Regions from separate parts of the Mus musculus genome. Here region 2 is linked to region 1. Evidence: chromatin loops called from intact Hi-C (ENCODE). Cell type or tissue: left cerebral cortex. All regions are shown on one strand. Links, peaks and the distances in the headings refer to the core of each region. The heading gives the core; the rest is flanking DNA.

What was found. Hi-C counts contacts between places; a loop is a spot of excess contacts. Peaks named below come from ENCODE experiments on the same cell type or tissue, not always from the same donor. Only the 100,000 strongest peaks of a DNase experiment are listed, where the experiment ranks them.
Region 2: it touches region 1 in a loop (4-fold over the local background); 1 of 42 quality-filtered maps calls a loop at or near these places.

What each region holds. Positions count from the first base shown.
Region 1 is chr12:98,457,019-98,464,847 of GRCm38, reverse strand. All of the region lies in intron 4 of Kcnk10 (potassium channel, subfamily K, member 10), which reads left to right. Among named protein-coding and RNA genes, the nearest start is that of Gm40893, 63 kb to the left of the region's middle. In left cerebral cortex, for the core only: a CTCF peak has its summit at 4,780 (motif pointing left); DNase peaks (open chromatin) are centred at 4,764 and 6,049; H3K27ac peaks cover 329 bases.
Region 2 is chr12:98,531,662-98,539,490 of GRCm38, reverse strand. All of the region lies in intron 1 of Kcnk10 (potassium channel, subfamily K, member 10), which reads left to right. Among named protein-coding and RNA genes, the nearest start is that of Gm40893, 12 kb to the right of the region's middle. In left cerebral cortex, for the core only: no CTCF peak of the experiment used is centred there; DNase peaks (open chromatin) are centred at 2,756, 3,286, 3,689 and 3,916; H3K27ac peaks cover 911 bases.

The DNA of each region.
Region 1 (7,829 bases), core at 1,899-6,898:
CTTATCTTTCACCTTAGAAGGAATATCTCTGCATGCCCCACACCACTGGACTCCTAAGAATTTCACTGAGGTAGATGGTCCTTGAATTTTGGTTGGATTTATTTCCCATCCTCTGATACGCATATGTGCTACCAATGAGTCCAAAGTGGTTGCTACTTCCTGCTCACTTGGTCCAATCAGCATAATGTCATCAATATAGTGCACCAATGTGATATTTTGTGGAAGATCCAAACGATCAAGATCCCTTCTAACTAAATTATGACACAGGGCAGGAGAGTTAATATATCCTTGAGGCAAAACTGTGAAGGTATACTGTTGGCCTTGCCAACTGAAAGCAAATTGCTTCTGGTGGTCCTTATGGACAGGTACTGAGAAGAAGGCATTTGCCAGATCAATAGCCGCATACCAGGTGCCAGGAGATGTGTTAATTTGCTCAAGTAAGGAAACTACATCTGGTACAGCAGCTGCAATTGGAGTTACTACCTGATTTAGTTTTCGATAATCAACTGTCATTCTCCATGATCCATCTGTTTTCTGCACTGGCCAGATAGGAGAGTTAAACGGAGATGCGGTGGGAACCACCACCCCTGCATCTTTCAAGTCCTTGATAGTGGCAGTAATTTCTGCAATGCCTCCAGGAATACGATACTGTTTTTGATTCACTATTTTCTTTGGCAGAGGCAACTCTAAAGGCTTCCATTTGGCCTTTCCAACCATAATAGCCCTCACTCTACAGTTCAGGGAACCAATATGAGAATTCTGCCAATTTCTGAGTATATCTATCCCAATTATACATTCTGGAACTGGGGAAATCACCACAGGATGTGTCCGGGGACCTACTGGACCTACTGTGAGTCGGACATCAGTCAAAACTCCATTAATCACCTGCCCTCCATAAGCCCCTACTTTAACTGGAGGGCCACAATGTTTCTTGGGATCCCCTGGGATCAGTGTCAACTCAGAACCAGTATCCAGCAGACCCCGAAAAGTCTGATTATTTCCTTTTCCCCAGTGTACAGTTACCCTTGTAAAAGGCCGTAGGTCCCTCTGGGGAAGAACTGGAGAAAGGGTAGCAGCAAAACCTTTGGGTGTCTTATCAAGATCCTTCCTCAGCGGAACCTGGCCACCCCTTCATTCAAGGGGTTCTGGATCTGCAAACTGTCTCAAGTCTGGAAATTGATTCACTGGCCGAGATTGCTGTTTACCATGATCTAATGTAGCCTTTCTTTCATTTGGCTGTTTACCACGATCTAATGTAGCCTTTCTTTCATTTGTTTGAGAATTTTTCTGCTTATACAGATCAAACAAATATGCAGTAGGCTTCCTGTGTATTTCATTCCTGGAAACACCATGATTGGTTAGCCAGTACCAAAGGTCCAACCGAGTCATGCCATTATAAATTTCACCTCTCCTGTGCTGACCATTACTGGGTATGTTATTATAAACATTCTTTTGTCTACGCTGTCCATTATAATAACTAGAATCACCTTGTCTCCGGCGATTCAATGCTGCCACCTGGCCCTTGTTACCTCGGAATCCAACTAAACCCAGTGAATTTAATTCATCTAATTGAGCAGAAGCATCTCCAATGCTAAGATCTGGCACAAGGAAAAGGGAAAGAACAAAACCCTTCAAATGTGCTGGTGCCCCTCTCACCAATTTGCGTCTTATAGAGCTGGTGAAAGGCATATCTTCTGGACCTTCCCATTGTGGACAATTATGCTTTACACAATATATCCACTCTAGCATTGCAATTTCCCTAAGTCTTAAAATCCCTTCATCAACACTAAGCCACGGAATATCAGGCATCTCCAAGTCATTTCCAGTAGGCCATCTTTTGATAAACACCTCAGCCAACCATTCAAACAAACTTTTGACACCTTTTTTAACTATGCGAGCTTCCGTATTAAACCTAGAATCTCTACTCAGAGGACCCATGTCAATAAACTCAGCCTGCTCTAGTTTTATGTTCCTTCCACCCTTATCCCACACCCTTAAAATCCATTCCCACACATATTCACCAGGTTTCTGCTTGAATGAATTAGCAAACTCATTAAGCTCCTTAGTAGTGTAGCGAATTTCCTCATGGACTACACTTTCTACCTCCCCTCTAGGAGCCTGTTTTGCTTTGAGTCTGGTTACAGGTCTAGAAGAAACTATTGGTGGGCCTTGAGAAACATCAGTAGTGAAAGTCATTGCTGGTTTATCAGACTCTGCAAAATTAATTTCCTCATGTGGGGAAGGCATTATTTCAAGGGGTGGGGCTGAGGGTACTACTTCCTCAGGTGGGGCAAACCCTTGAGAATCTGAAGATTCAAAATTCTCAGCTTCAACATGGTCTTCCCACACATCCCCGTCCCATGTTGTAGGATCCCATTCTTTGCCAATTAGAGCCCTTACTTTAACTGTCGACACACTCTGAGGCTGAGACTTGAATTTTCGCTGTAGTTCAGCCAACCTTACAATGAGAGTTTCTGTTTGATTTTCTGCAACTTGAGCTCTATTGCTACAAGAGAGAAGATTCTCCTCAAGGACACACTTAGCAACTTTTAGATCGTTTACTTGTGTCTGGAGCCTTTCTATTTTATCACACAACTCCTTCCTTTCATTCATCATTTTTTCCACAGATACTAAGAGCAGCCAGCCAGTAAAATCATTTTCCGATTTTTTCCCCATCTTGTAGAAAGCTTTGTGCACTGAATCACCTAATTCATTAAGAAAATCAAGGGCATTAGCTTCTTTAAGTTCGGAATATAGTTTCAACCATGGGTCTTCAAAATTCTCTGAGCTCCCAGGAGGGAGAGAATCTGGAGAGGTTTCGATAGTTGAAAGTGCTGGTGGATCAACAAGCCAATTCCAGTATTTTAAAAGATTCATCCTTGTACTTCTGTTACTCTAGAACCACTCCTGGTACCAACTTCTATATTAGTCAGGGTTCTCTAGAGTCACAGAACTTATGGATAGTCTCTAGATAGTAAAGGAATTTATTGATGACTTACAGTTGGCAGCCCAATTCCCAACAATTGTTCAGTCGCAGCTGTGAATGGAAGTCCAAGGATCTAGCAGTTATTCAGTCTCACGCAGCAAGCAGGCGAAGGAGCAAGACCAAGAGCTAGACTCCCTTCTTCCAATGTCCTTATATATATATTGTCTCCAGCAGAAGGTGTAGCTCAGATTAAAGGTGTGTTCCGCCACACCTTTAATCCCAGATGAAAGGTGTAGCCCAGATTAAAGGTGTGTTCCTTAAACTCGGAGATTCAATCTTCTGGAATCCATAGCCACTATGGCTCAAGATCTTCAAACCAAGATCCAGATAAGGATCTCCAAGCCTCCAGATAAGGGTCACTGGTGAGCCTTCCAATTCTGGATTGTAGTTCATTCCAAATATTGTCAAGTTGACAACCAGGAATAGCCACTACAGTGTGTTTATGTCCCTGTCTGTCTGTGCCTGTGTGGGTGCATGTGCGAGCATGCGCACGTGCAGGCGTGCACTAGTACATGTGAGCGTGAGTGCGTGGGGGTCAGAGGTCACCTTTGGTTTCTTTTACAATCACCATCTACCTTAATGTTTTGGCACTGGTTCTCTAGAACCTAGAGTTTGTCAATCCACTTGACCAGCAGCCCCTGGGATTCCCCTTTCCTCCCACCTTTGCCTCCTAAGCATTGGGGTGACAGGTGCGCCCCACCACACTCTGCTTTTATGTGGGTGCTAGGGCTCTGAACTCTCGCTCCCAGGCTGTTGAGCAAGCACTGTCTTGACTATCTCCCTAAGCTCTGGAGTGCTGTTCACTTGAGCTGAGTCCAGCCTGGGACACCAGTGCCCTGTGGAGGAAACACTTTGTATTTCTGGGGCAATGCTCTGCTCTGACATCCTGAGAAGGGCTGCGCTTGTGCACCACAGCATGGTTTACGTAGTGGCTTTGGCCATGCCTTGGAGAGCTTCTACTGAGGTTTAGACTCTTATTAGTATGAAGCTGTAGTTCTCCACTTATGCGTGGTGGGTCCCCAGGGGCCTGGGGTGCTGTTTTCAATAACTAGAGTTCTCTTGTGCATCAAGCATTGCCTGGTAAACAACATCTCCTTTGCATTGTACTACCTCTTTTCAGTTATAAATAGAACATTCGTCAGCATCACTTAAAAACATATCATCAGCTGGTATCAAAACTTATGTTTTGTGGGAATCTATGATTTTTTTTTTAACATTCAGGAGGGATTTTCATACCATAAAAGCTGAGCACACTGGCTTTTAAAACCAGTGCTCTGCTTTTGTTTCATTCTGGTATTTTTTCCTCATAAAGTTAACATTTTAAAAATTATATATATATATATATATATATATATATATATATATATATATATATATATATGTAGTGTGTGTGTGTGTGTGTGTGTGTGTGTGTGTGTACGTGCACTCCTGCACATGCTCACATGGAGATAAGAGGCTAATTTGCACTGTTGTTTTTTTCTCTTTCAACCCTGTAAATATTGGGGATAGAACTCAGTATGCCTGGTTTGGTAGGAAGCGCCTTTGTCACCTTGCTGACTGTATAGCCCCATCTCTTTTTGGCCATAGAAACCCTTATGCTGAGGTTTTCTTTCCCAATAAAACTATCCTGGGAGGGGTGCTCTTCTGAGAGCTGGCTCACTGGTTAAGAGCACATACTGCCCTTGCAGAGGGCCTGGCAGAATTAAGTTCCCAGCTCCCATGTTGAGTGACTTAAAACCAGTTATGAACTCCAGTTTGAGAGGAATCTGGCGCCCTCTTCTGGCTGCCACAGGCACTGCATACATGTGCACGTACACATGTAGCCAGTTAAAAATGAAAATAATCTTGAAAATATCTAAGGTACTAGTTAAATATCAATTTTATTATTTTATTGTAGTGATGTAACAGAGCATGAGGCAAACCACCCCAACCATTCTCAAGTGTCCAGTTCAGTGGTAGTAATTACGTTCTGAAAACACAGGTATATACACCACAATTCACAACAGTAGCAAAATTACAGTCATGAAATGGCAACGAAAATAACTCTATGGTCGGGGCAGGGTGTCATCACAACATGAGGAACTGTATTAAAAGGTCACAGCCTTGCGAAGGTTGAGAACCGCTGATGTAGGGGGAGCCACAGAAGGGACCATAACAGAAGGAAATAGACTGGCAGGCAGCAGGGCTTATGCCTTCGACAGAATTGCAGTGGTCAGCCATTGCTCTGGGAGGAGAAACCGTGTGAGCCTTGATTCAGAGAACTCTTTGGGAAGGCAAGTATGGGGAGAAAGGTACATATAACTGGCTGGTCGTTAGAGTTGGTTGTCTTCTCAGGTGCTCCATTCCCTGACCTCGCATTCTGCAAACTCACCTGTCCTTCACTGTTTCCAACCGTCTATGCAGAAACCCTACTACCTTAAAGAGATTCTGGGGTGAAAAAACATAGACATTCACTTTAACCACCGGCCAATTTGCCTCTCCGCTTGTCTGTGCTTTTGTTGTGCCTTAAATACAGGACACATTGCAATTTTGTTTGCTGAGGTCCAAGGCTGCATTCCCAGGGCTCCCTTGCAGTTTCCACCGTTTCTCTACTTAGTGATGTTCCATTTGTTTCTTTCCACATTTTGTGGCAGAAGGGTATTTGGCTGTGAGCAACAGCAACCATTCTCCCGCATGAGCCTAGGATGTGGTTAGAAGAAACGGATCGGGAATTGTTACCATTGGGGTTGAGCTGTCTACCAATCTACTCCTGGATCTACTGACTGGGCACAAGTGTGTGTGTGTATGTGTGTGTGTGTGTGTGTTTGCATTCCATGGGCCTTTCCCTTCTAGAGCTGATGCTGCTTTGTAGATTAATTCAGACAATTAGAAGCAGGGATATGCATCATCCATTTTTAAAAAGGAAAAGGAACTGCTATGTGATTTTAAAAATAGGGTGCAAGAAGCTTTGGTGTGCTTTCTTGAAAAAGAAAAAGAAAAGAATTTTACTAAGTACCGTAACAGAGTTGGCACCGAGAGTGAAGAGGAAAGCAAATAGCAACATTTAGAATGAAGTGCATGGCATATAAATGCCATATGGTGTGCTTGCAGGGTTAGTACTGCTTCCTTGGCATCCATCCTGACATTGCTTCTTGCCTCTGCTGCTCTTTAATCAAGTCTCAGTCCCTCTTTGCCTGTTGACTCTGCTATGAGATTGGAGTGGGTCTCTTGCCTGCTAAGCCTTTGGAGGCTCGTCAACCTTTTCCTCAAGGAAGAGGGGAAGAGACTTGTCCAGATGGCTACATAAATATCGGACACTTGCTTCCATGAACTGCCGTCAGATGGTTTTTGGAATTGATGGGATTGTCTCCTGCCTAGAAAATGGGCGTGTATCCCTTCCTGCCTGCTTTCGTTCTTTATTTAATGTACACAGCCATGGCAGCGTAGCGGGGACTGAGGCATCCTGAGGAATTCTTTTCAGAGGCCTAATCTGAAGTGAAGCTGGATTCTTAGTCTGTCTACAGAAAAGAATTCTTGGATGAGTTCACAAGAAGCAGAGTGGAGTTACTAAGAGGAGATGTTACATAGCTTTGAAGCACGGTAGTAACCAGGCACTCATGGAAGAGATAGCACACACTCGTGTGAATGTGGGCTTCTTACAGGAGCCATGCTTAAGTGTCTTAGAAGCATTATACACACACTTTTGTTTCCTCTAAAGTTAAACCCATAGTGCTTATTACAAACTGTATTTATGTGCCATGGAATGTGTGTGCACGTGCTCACACACACGTGTATAGTGGCTCCAGAAATGTCTTGGATAGGATTGAAGTCTGACAAAACCATGCATCTTGAGGGTTGTCCAGGGAAGTAAAGGTATGATTTTTACTATAAATGTGTGTGTGTGACAGTGACATTTATTGGCATAGAGCTTGGAGCTTGGAGATAGGAGATAGGAGTGCCTATACAGTCTTAAGCATGGCCTATTGATGTTTCAATATTCTTATCAGGGACATATTTTAATAAAAGGGATATTGTCTCTGTGCAGGCAGCCTTTACACCTTAGCTGGTGATGCAGTCTAGGCTCTGGGGTTCAGGAATCCTTTCCTGACCCATTGCTACAGGAACAAGCGTGAGTCTAGTGTGCAGGGGCCAGAGCGTCCTGGTTGTTGTGTCTCTTTTAAATGACTTTTGTAGACACATGGGCCACAGGTGATGAAGAGGGAGATCAGAGGAGCCTGGAGGCATGTCGAGCATCCTGTGGCCTGGCACTAAGAGGGCAAAGGGGAAAAGGGGTGAATCTGGGCCCACGTGATCTTTTATGGGCTCTTAAGTTAGTACTCGCCTCTTGCAAGTTTGCAAACTGTTGGGGGCATGCTCCCTGGCTTGAACAAAGCCTTTGGTGTCTTGAATGAGAATTTGAACACTTGGTCCCCAGCTGGTGGCACAATGTGGGGAAGCTTTGCTAGAGGGAGTGTGTCCCTTGGGATGCGTCTTCAAACTCTCCGCATCACTTCCAGTTGGCTCATTGGGCGTGGCGTGTTTGGCTCCTAGTTTCATACTCCTGCCGATTGCTGCTATGCTATCCCTTTACGATGGACTTTCCTCCCCCTGAAACTCTAAGCTGATACAGATTCTTTCTTCCTTAAGTTGCCTTGGTCATAGCATTTTGCCATGGCAACAGAAAAGTAGCGAGTGTAAAGTGCAAGCGACCCAGTAGGTGTGTCTGCTCTTCCAGTTGCTGGCACCTTTCCTATGTTCATTTCTGGAACTACTTCCTTGCTTATCATTCTCCTGCCTCACCAGGCCCTTTCCCCCTCAGTTTCTCTACCCTGCAGTGATCACACATTTTTAGCTTTTGTACTTC
Region 2 (7,829 bases), core at 952-5,951, 76 kb before region 1:
TCTCTGATGTAGCAACGTTTAAATGGAGACCCAAAAGGAAGGAAGGAGCTATTCATGAATGGCTGGGGGGATCCCTACCCAGACAGGAAAGAGTATAAATTGCACGAAGCCTGGGGCACAGAGGGAGAGATGGAGAGCTGGGGGAGAAGATGAGAAAAGGAGGCAGAGACCCTGTTTCCAAATCTTGGAGTCATGGGAAAGGCCATGCTTTTTGCTTTAGTGTTTTGGTTTTTTGAGACAGGGTTTTCCTGTGTAGCCCTGACAGTCTAGGAACTAGTTCTGTAGACCAGACTCACAGAGATCTGTCTGCCTCTGCCTCCTGAGTGCTGTGATTAAAGGTTTGTGCCATCATGACTCAGCAAGAGGCAGGCATTGTCCTAGATGGATACAACTGAGAGCAGAGTCATGAGAGGCCATGATAGTGGTCCTAGGAATTGGTAACATGGAGGTCTTAGATATTTTGATAAAGGCAGGCCTGGTAGAAGCTTGCTCATTCTTACATATTTTTATGATTGGCACTCAATGTCTTAGTATATTTTCTGCTGCTACAACAAAATACCACAAACTCAATTTTTATTAAAAAGAAGAAATTTATTTCTCACAGTCACGGAAGCCAGGAAGTCTAAAATCAAGATCAATGTGTGTATCTCTGTGTTTGTACGTGTTTCTTATGCGTTCTCTTTGACCTGTTTCTTTTTTCCTGTTTGTTTGTATTGTCCTATTCTGATTTGTTTGTCTTTATTTTATCTTATTATCACTATTATTATTTTAGAACTCTGTATTCTAATGGTAGAGAGATAGAAAGGGTGTGGATTTGGGTGGGTGAGGATCTGGGACGAGTTGGGGGAGTGATCCATAATTAGAATATATTATATGTAAAAGAAATCTATTTCTAATAAGAAACAAGAAGACGCTGGCATCTGGGGTCTTCCTGCTGTGTCATCCATGGTGAAATATGAGAGGGAGGGGAGAGGGAGAGAGAAGAGGGAGAGGAGAGAGGGAGAGGGGAGAGGGGAAGAAAAAAAGGGAAAGAGGGAGAGGGAAAGAGAGGAGAGGGGGAGGGGGAGGAGGAGGGAGACCCTAGCTATTTACTTTTATTGCTGGTTTTTAAAGAGGTAGTCATTGCATTTTAGGCAACTCATGCATATGCAAATAAGCCAAGACTAAGAGATTGAGCACTTGGGATAGTGTATTGGCTGCTAATAATCCTAATGTGTATTGTTTCCTCATTAGTCATTAGAAGGGTCACGTTTACTGTAGAAGAATCAATTTAGTCAATAGAGGTACTTTATACTTAAAATTGTAATGGTCTAATGACATTTGTTTAAATATGTCAATTCAACCAAACCTGCTTTTGCAGCAAACCCACTCTTAGAAATAAGCCTACTCCCTGCACAGTGAAGTTAGCCCACTTATGAGGGCAGAGCTTGCCTGGTTGGATTACTTTTGGGGGTTTGCTGTGGGGACTGAATCTAAAGCTTCATCCATGCTAAGCACATGGCCTGCCACTGAGTCACTTTCCCCGGCCCGTCACCCTTTACTGGTCCTACTTTTCAGCACTGACACACTGGCCACCAGGTTTCTAGCACACAGACTCTGGGAACACATCAAACCATAGTGCTGTGCATAGTACTTCTAGGATCAGTCTCGGCTTGTGCGTTGTGGATGGTTAATAGCTGTGCTTCTCTCTGGTCCTTAACTTAGCGTTGGCAGACAACATACCAGCTATCCAGTGAAATTTGAATTGCAAAAGAAAATCTGGAAAAGTCTGTTTCAGGTAGTATTTGGCCTACACTTGAAATTTTGTTGTGATTATTAATCTAAAACACAAATTTAACTGGTTGCCCTGCATTTTTGCTTGCTGTATATGGAAGCTCACCTTGAATGGTCATTTTTAAATGGCTAAAATGGTGGATTTTAGCCACCAGCTCTGGTGATAATAATGCATTTACTAAATTATTTTAGCACATCTCAGAATGCCAAGTATGTAGTAGGTTCTCATCAAATGCCAGGTTTATAGAAATTGCATTATGGGTTGAAGCTATAGAGTGTGGATAGCTCCCATGAAGCCTTTAGTTCGATCTGCACTACCACATAACCCAGCTGTGGGTAGCAGCGCAGGTCTGCAAAGGAGCTGGAGACAAGAGGGTGAATGCTCAAGGCCATCCTTGGGTATTAGTGGTTTGAGGCCAGTTTGGGTGCATGAGACCACATCCTTAAAAAAAAAAAAAAAGAAAGGGGAGTAGAAAAAAAGAGAAAGGAATGAAAAAGAAAAGAAAATTGAGTCACATACGTATGCCCTGTGAAGGTGAAAGGAACCACCCACCCTGTACTTGTAGTGTGATGTAGAAAACATGAGAACTGGGCCTCAAGTGGAAGTCCTCGGTGAGTTAGTGGTGGGGCATGTTGGAATTTGTCTGTGGGATGAAACCCTTGTGCCCATGGTGCAAATGTCTGTTGAGTGGATTGCCTCCCCAGTATGATGGTTTAAGGGTAACTGGCCTCTGAAGGGCCATTAAAGTTCTCTAAGTGGCAAAGAAGTCTTGGCTCTGCCCACAAATTCCACAAGCGCCAGGGTGAGTCATTTGCTCTTTTAATTGCTTATGGCAATCTCTCTGCTTCTCTTTCCTCTCTTCTCTACGAGACGGAGGCGCCATAACCACAGAACTACTTCAGATGACCCCTTCAGAGGCAATTTCAAGGAAATGAAGCACCAGTTGAATTAAGACTATCCGATGAATTAAACATGAAGCTAGGATTTTCTGCAAATATTCTATCCCTTGGCTCAAACCTGAGAATCCGAAGATTAGATTTTACTTTCTATGAAAATGGCTCTTTTCATCTCGCGGTTTCCCTGGCTGGGTTATTTAGAAGGATCACATACCAGCAGTTAACATTCACTGAAGCTGACAGGAATTCTTTTAGTCTATATCAAGGGCTTAATGCTACTATATGCTACTATTACGTATCTAATTTGACTTAGATTTTCCAATAATAAATCTCATAGTTCCTTGGAGGTAAATACGCTTCTTCTGGCTGCTCAGTTGCATCTATCTGACCAGTCATAGAGCTTTCACCTGATTAACTCTTGAGTCTAAGGATCTATGGCGAGAAAGGATTTGGCTCTTGAAAATGTCACTGGAGCAAACTTCTGTTTACCCTTGCTTTTGGGCATCCTACCCTTAAAGAGCATAAGGAGCTGCATGAATCTTGGCAGCTTTCTAGAGGAGTCACGTGACAGCATGTGTCACCTCTGAGCCCGAGAATGAGTGCTGTGTCGCGTGGGGGTGGAGGTGAAGGTACTGTCCTCTGCTCCCCACATATGATTACTTCTACCCCAACTGCTCAGCTCCTGTGCAGCAGGGACTCTGCTGCTTGTCCCTGTGCACTTGGTGCCTCGACTCCAAGGGACACTTGATCAACTTTTGATGATTTTCTTCTGTGGACTTTATCCAAGGCATTTATAGCATGTGCGTTGAGGTTGGGATTATGCAAGACCCAGACAGAGATGAAAGGGCCCACTGTCAAGGGGCCTCCTAAAGAGTTTACTCTCTGGCATAAAGAATCGCTAGCAAGAGAGGATATTTTTGGGGATGGGATGAGGAGTTCAGCAGCTGGTGTGGAAAATTCCCTAGGAGCTGTTTCAGCCTCAAGATTGCCCAGGCAGTGCTGACTCTTGCCTTCAAGCAGAGGCCGGCTTATCCTCCAGACATGGGTGCTACTGGGAATCCACAGATCTGTCTTACTACGGGGAATCTAGTCTACGTTTTCAATAAGTCTCTTGATTCCTTGAAGACGTCTCTAATCAGAGCTATTATTATCTTAACACTCTTCAGATGAATGGATTTGTACGCCTCCAACGTCACTGTCTCCTCAGCCTCGTGAGTAATACTGGAGGCAACAGCCCTTCTAGTCGTACTCTTCCTGCAACCCACACCCATCCCTCGCCTCTGATAGCTGCATGAGCATCACAGAGATGGTGCTGATGTAGGCATCACGGATGCGCATTTAGAGGAACTTTTTTTTTCTAAGGGAGATTAACCAGAAGGTGATGCTCAAATGCAAAGCCGACTTGTAGGATGTTTCGTACAAACTGTCTTCTCCCTACGACAGATCTTGTTTATTTTTGCAGCTTCGTAGGCACAGTGAAGGAAGAAGTGTCTAAATACTTCCCCCCACCCCCCATGGAAAAAGTGTTTCTGAAGGTGGTTTCAGTGGCTGCTGTGAGCCAGGAGCACTGAGCAGTCAGGCTGGGAAACGGGGTTAGCTAGGACTGCTTGCAAAGCAGAATGTTCCAGAAGGGAGGGAGGGTTCAGTCTCCATCTCAGAGACTTGGAATAAAGGCAATGGCATACCTTGTTCAACATAGTTTATTCATTAAAATATATAGCTGGAAGCCAAGTCCAGTTTAGGTGTACTATTTGACACTTTCTGCAGAGAATTCCTTTGTAAATATGTATCTTGTCGAGTGTCTATGTCTATATGGTGTCTACTGATAGTGAGGCTAGCTTTAGTGTCTTTATAATATTTATCGTGGCAGAAGGGAAACAGGACAGGACCAGATGAGGAAGGGGGCTGTGGATTGAGAATGACAGCAGTCCCCAAGGAGATTCCATTTTCCCAGAAATAGCATCTCAGCTGTAGAGAAAGCAGAGAGTAAGAGTAGTTCTGAGAGGTACACTTCTAGGTGTTCGGGATCTATTAACTACTTTTCTCATAGGCTGCAACAAATTACCCGACAGAAGCAGCTTAAATAAGGAAGGTTTTATCCTGGCCCACAGTTCACAGTGAGGTCCTGGCGCCAGGAGCTTGAGGCGGCAGCTAACATTGTATCCACCGTCAGGAAGCTGCAAGACAAGTATCCTCTGCTCAGTTTCTTTCCCATTTGTTCAGTTCAGGCCCCTGCTGCCCACACGCAGGGTGGGGTTTTCTTGCTTCGTTAAACTTTTATGAAAATACCCTCAATGACAAGATGGGTTTGTATGGTGATTCTAAGTCTAGTTATGATGACAGTGAAGGTTAATGGTCACATAGGAGAAAATGGAAAGAAAGTTGGCTGAAGAGAAGTGTTGAACATGAAATCTAAGCTGGATGCAGAAGTGACAAGGGGGTGCAGGGAGGATGTAGCAGAGGGGAGGGCAGAAGCAGAGTGTAATTTGAGAGCAGTAAGCTGGAGGGAGAGGAGGCCCAAGTTGGTGTCTCAGTTAGCTTGGGCTGGGCTACTGTAACAAAATACCATGGGCTTCGATACTTATTTCTCCTGGGTCTAAGTCCAGTCAAGACAACCTCAGAGTCCTGTGAGGGTCTCCTCTGTGGTTCCTAGAGGGAGGCTTTCTTCCTGTATCCACACATAGATGTTTTTGTCTCTCCGATCTGCTCTTCTTTGTACGCCATCTTCTATGTGCTTTTCTCTCTGGCTTGTACCTATAGCCTTCCTTGGTACACAAGGATCTCCATCTTGATGTCTCTAGGAATCCATATCTCCCAGGCGTTTTCCATATATGGTGGCCACATATTCCATAAGTGGTTGAAAGCTCAGCCCCTGGGTTTCAAAGCTGGACAAACACTGAGAAGGAATAAAGATTCCAGAGTCCCCCAGGCTCAGGCAAAGACTGGAATTTTCCTTGGGCTAGTCTCCTGGCTCTCTGCTTCTCTCATCCTCTTTATGGCCCTTCTCTCAGTAAGTCGAGTTGCACTAAATCACAAGCAGGTCTGTTTGGGGGGGGGGGTCCACTATAAGTTCCTGGTTGAAATGGGAAGGCGATGATGGTGCTGGTTAGAACTAGAGGCAATGTGAGGCTTGGATATTGGGTTGTTTGTCTCAGAGTTACTAACAAGAGAGCGCTCTCAATGAGAGGATTTGGAGAATCAAGAAGAGAATTTAAAGATTTATTTATTTATTTATTTATTTATTTATTATACAGCATCCTGCCTGCAGATCAGAAGAGGGTACCAGGTCTCATTATAGATACTTATGAGCCACCATGTGGTTGCTGGGAATTGATATATATGTGTAGAGTATAGTGGATCCTTGGAAGCTGTGCAGGTTGGTGCACCAAGAGGCTGAAGAAGTAGACAAGGTTCTGAACAGAGGCTTGGGTCTGGGATGGGGCAACGGGAAGGTGGATCAGAGGAGAGGAAGCTAAAAGCAAGAGAAAGACTGAAACTCTAGGGTCACCTGGGTATAGTGGTGCACACCTTAACCTCAACACTCAGGAGGCAGAAGCAGGCAGGTCTCTGTGATTGAGGCCAGCCTGGTCTACAGAGTTCAAGGACAGACAGGGCTATTTAGAGAGGGAAACAACAACAACAACAACAACAACAACAACCCCTTCATAACTCTAGGGTCATGGAACCTACTCTTTTTGTGACATTTGGCCTTGCACTTCCCAGAAGAATGGTTCTTTCTAATGAATGGTGGCTTGGAGAAGGGATTAGGGAGCCTTCCTGGTGCAGAGAGGACAGTCACTGATTGAATGACAGATGACGAATACATTGAGTTTCTAGTGCATTATAAACACAGTGCAACTCTTTCTTTATTTTGTCCTAGAATTTATTGACTTTCCTTAGCTTCTTGTGTCAGTGTGATCAGCTGAGGCAAGATGAACAGATTCCCTCAGCAAGAGAATGAGTTAAGTGCTGAAGTTGTAGGATTTTTCTTCCTAATAACTTGAAATACAATTTTATGTGGTTTTGCCTCTCACTGTGGATCTTTAAGGACAATGGCGATATTAGAACACCTACTTAGGATCTACTTGAGTATGACTGAAGAAGACTTTGCAGAGCGAGAGAGCAGCGTGTGGAAGGAAAGGAAGGCTGGAGGGGCCGAGGGGGAGCCCTGTCCACGAAGCCTTTGAAAGTGTAAGAACAACGTAGGGATTTTATCAGGCTTTCTTGACCATTGCTTAGAGCCTAGATAGGAGGGGCCCCAGTGAAGAGAGGTAACAGCTTTTGACAAGACTCCTGGAGGATGTAGACCCCTAGCTTAAAGAAAAGGCTCTGCCAATGCCATTTAAACTAGGATCTCAAACACTTGGTCCCAGGGGAGAGAAGGTATTTTGAAAGGTGCAATTGCATGATGGGGAGTGATGTTTCCCTGTCAAAATGTTTTAGTTAATTTAATTTACAGGGGAAAAACATAGGGCATAAATCAAAATATACTATGGAAGCATTTTGGACTAGACTGCAAGAACCCCGGTGGTGGCTGTTCACCTCTACAGTTTTGACTTTGGGGTCAGGACAAAGGGGAGAACAACAGGCGATCTGGATCCCCAGTCTAGCAAATACAGGGGTCACTCTGGGTCCTGGCTCGTTGGTCCTGAGCTGGTGAGGGAGGGTTTATTTTATTGGAGGACAACACATTCAACCTGTCAGCTCTCGAGAGCTCTATCAAACCGACGCGTTCTAGAACAGGGGGACTATTGAAGAGGAACCCCGTAATCAAGAACAGGGAGGATGCGGTTAAAACCGACCAGCGATTCTATAGGACAGTGAAACTTCACCTGGTACCCACCCCCTGTGCGCCGGGAACTTGAATGATTCCGGGTGTGCCACGGGTAGAAGCTCCATTGTCACTCTGTCTGAGAAGCTGTATCTAGGTTGCCTCCTACTTCCTCTCTGTTCTCTCCCAGGCTCCTTCGTGCATCTCACTCACTCATGGTCCCTTAAACGCTGCTCCCTTGAGCTCATCTTTTACTTTCTTCTCACTTTACAACTCCCTCTGGACCATTTCGTTCAGTCCTGAGGCTTCAGTACCACTTAGATCCTCATCACACTCATACCCAGGAGCCCAGATGGATTCCCCTCCCCCCACCTGAATTCCGGTTCCC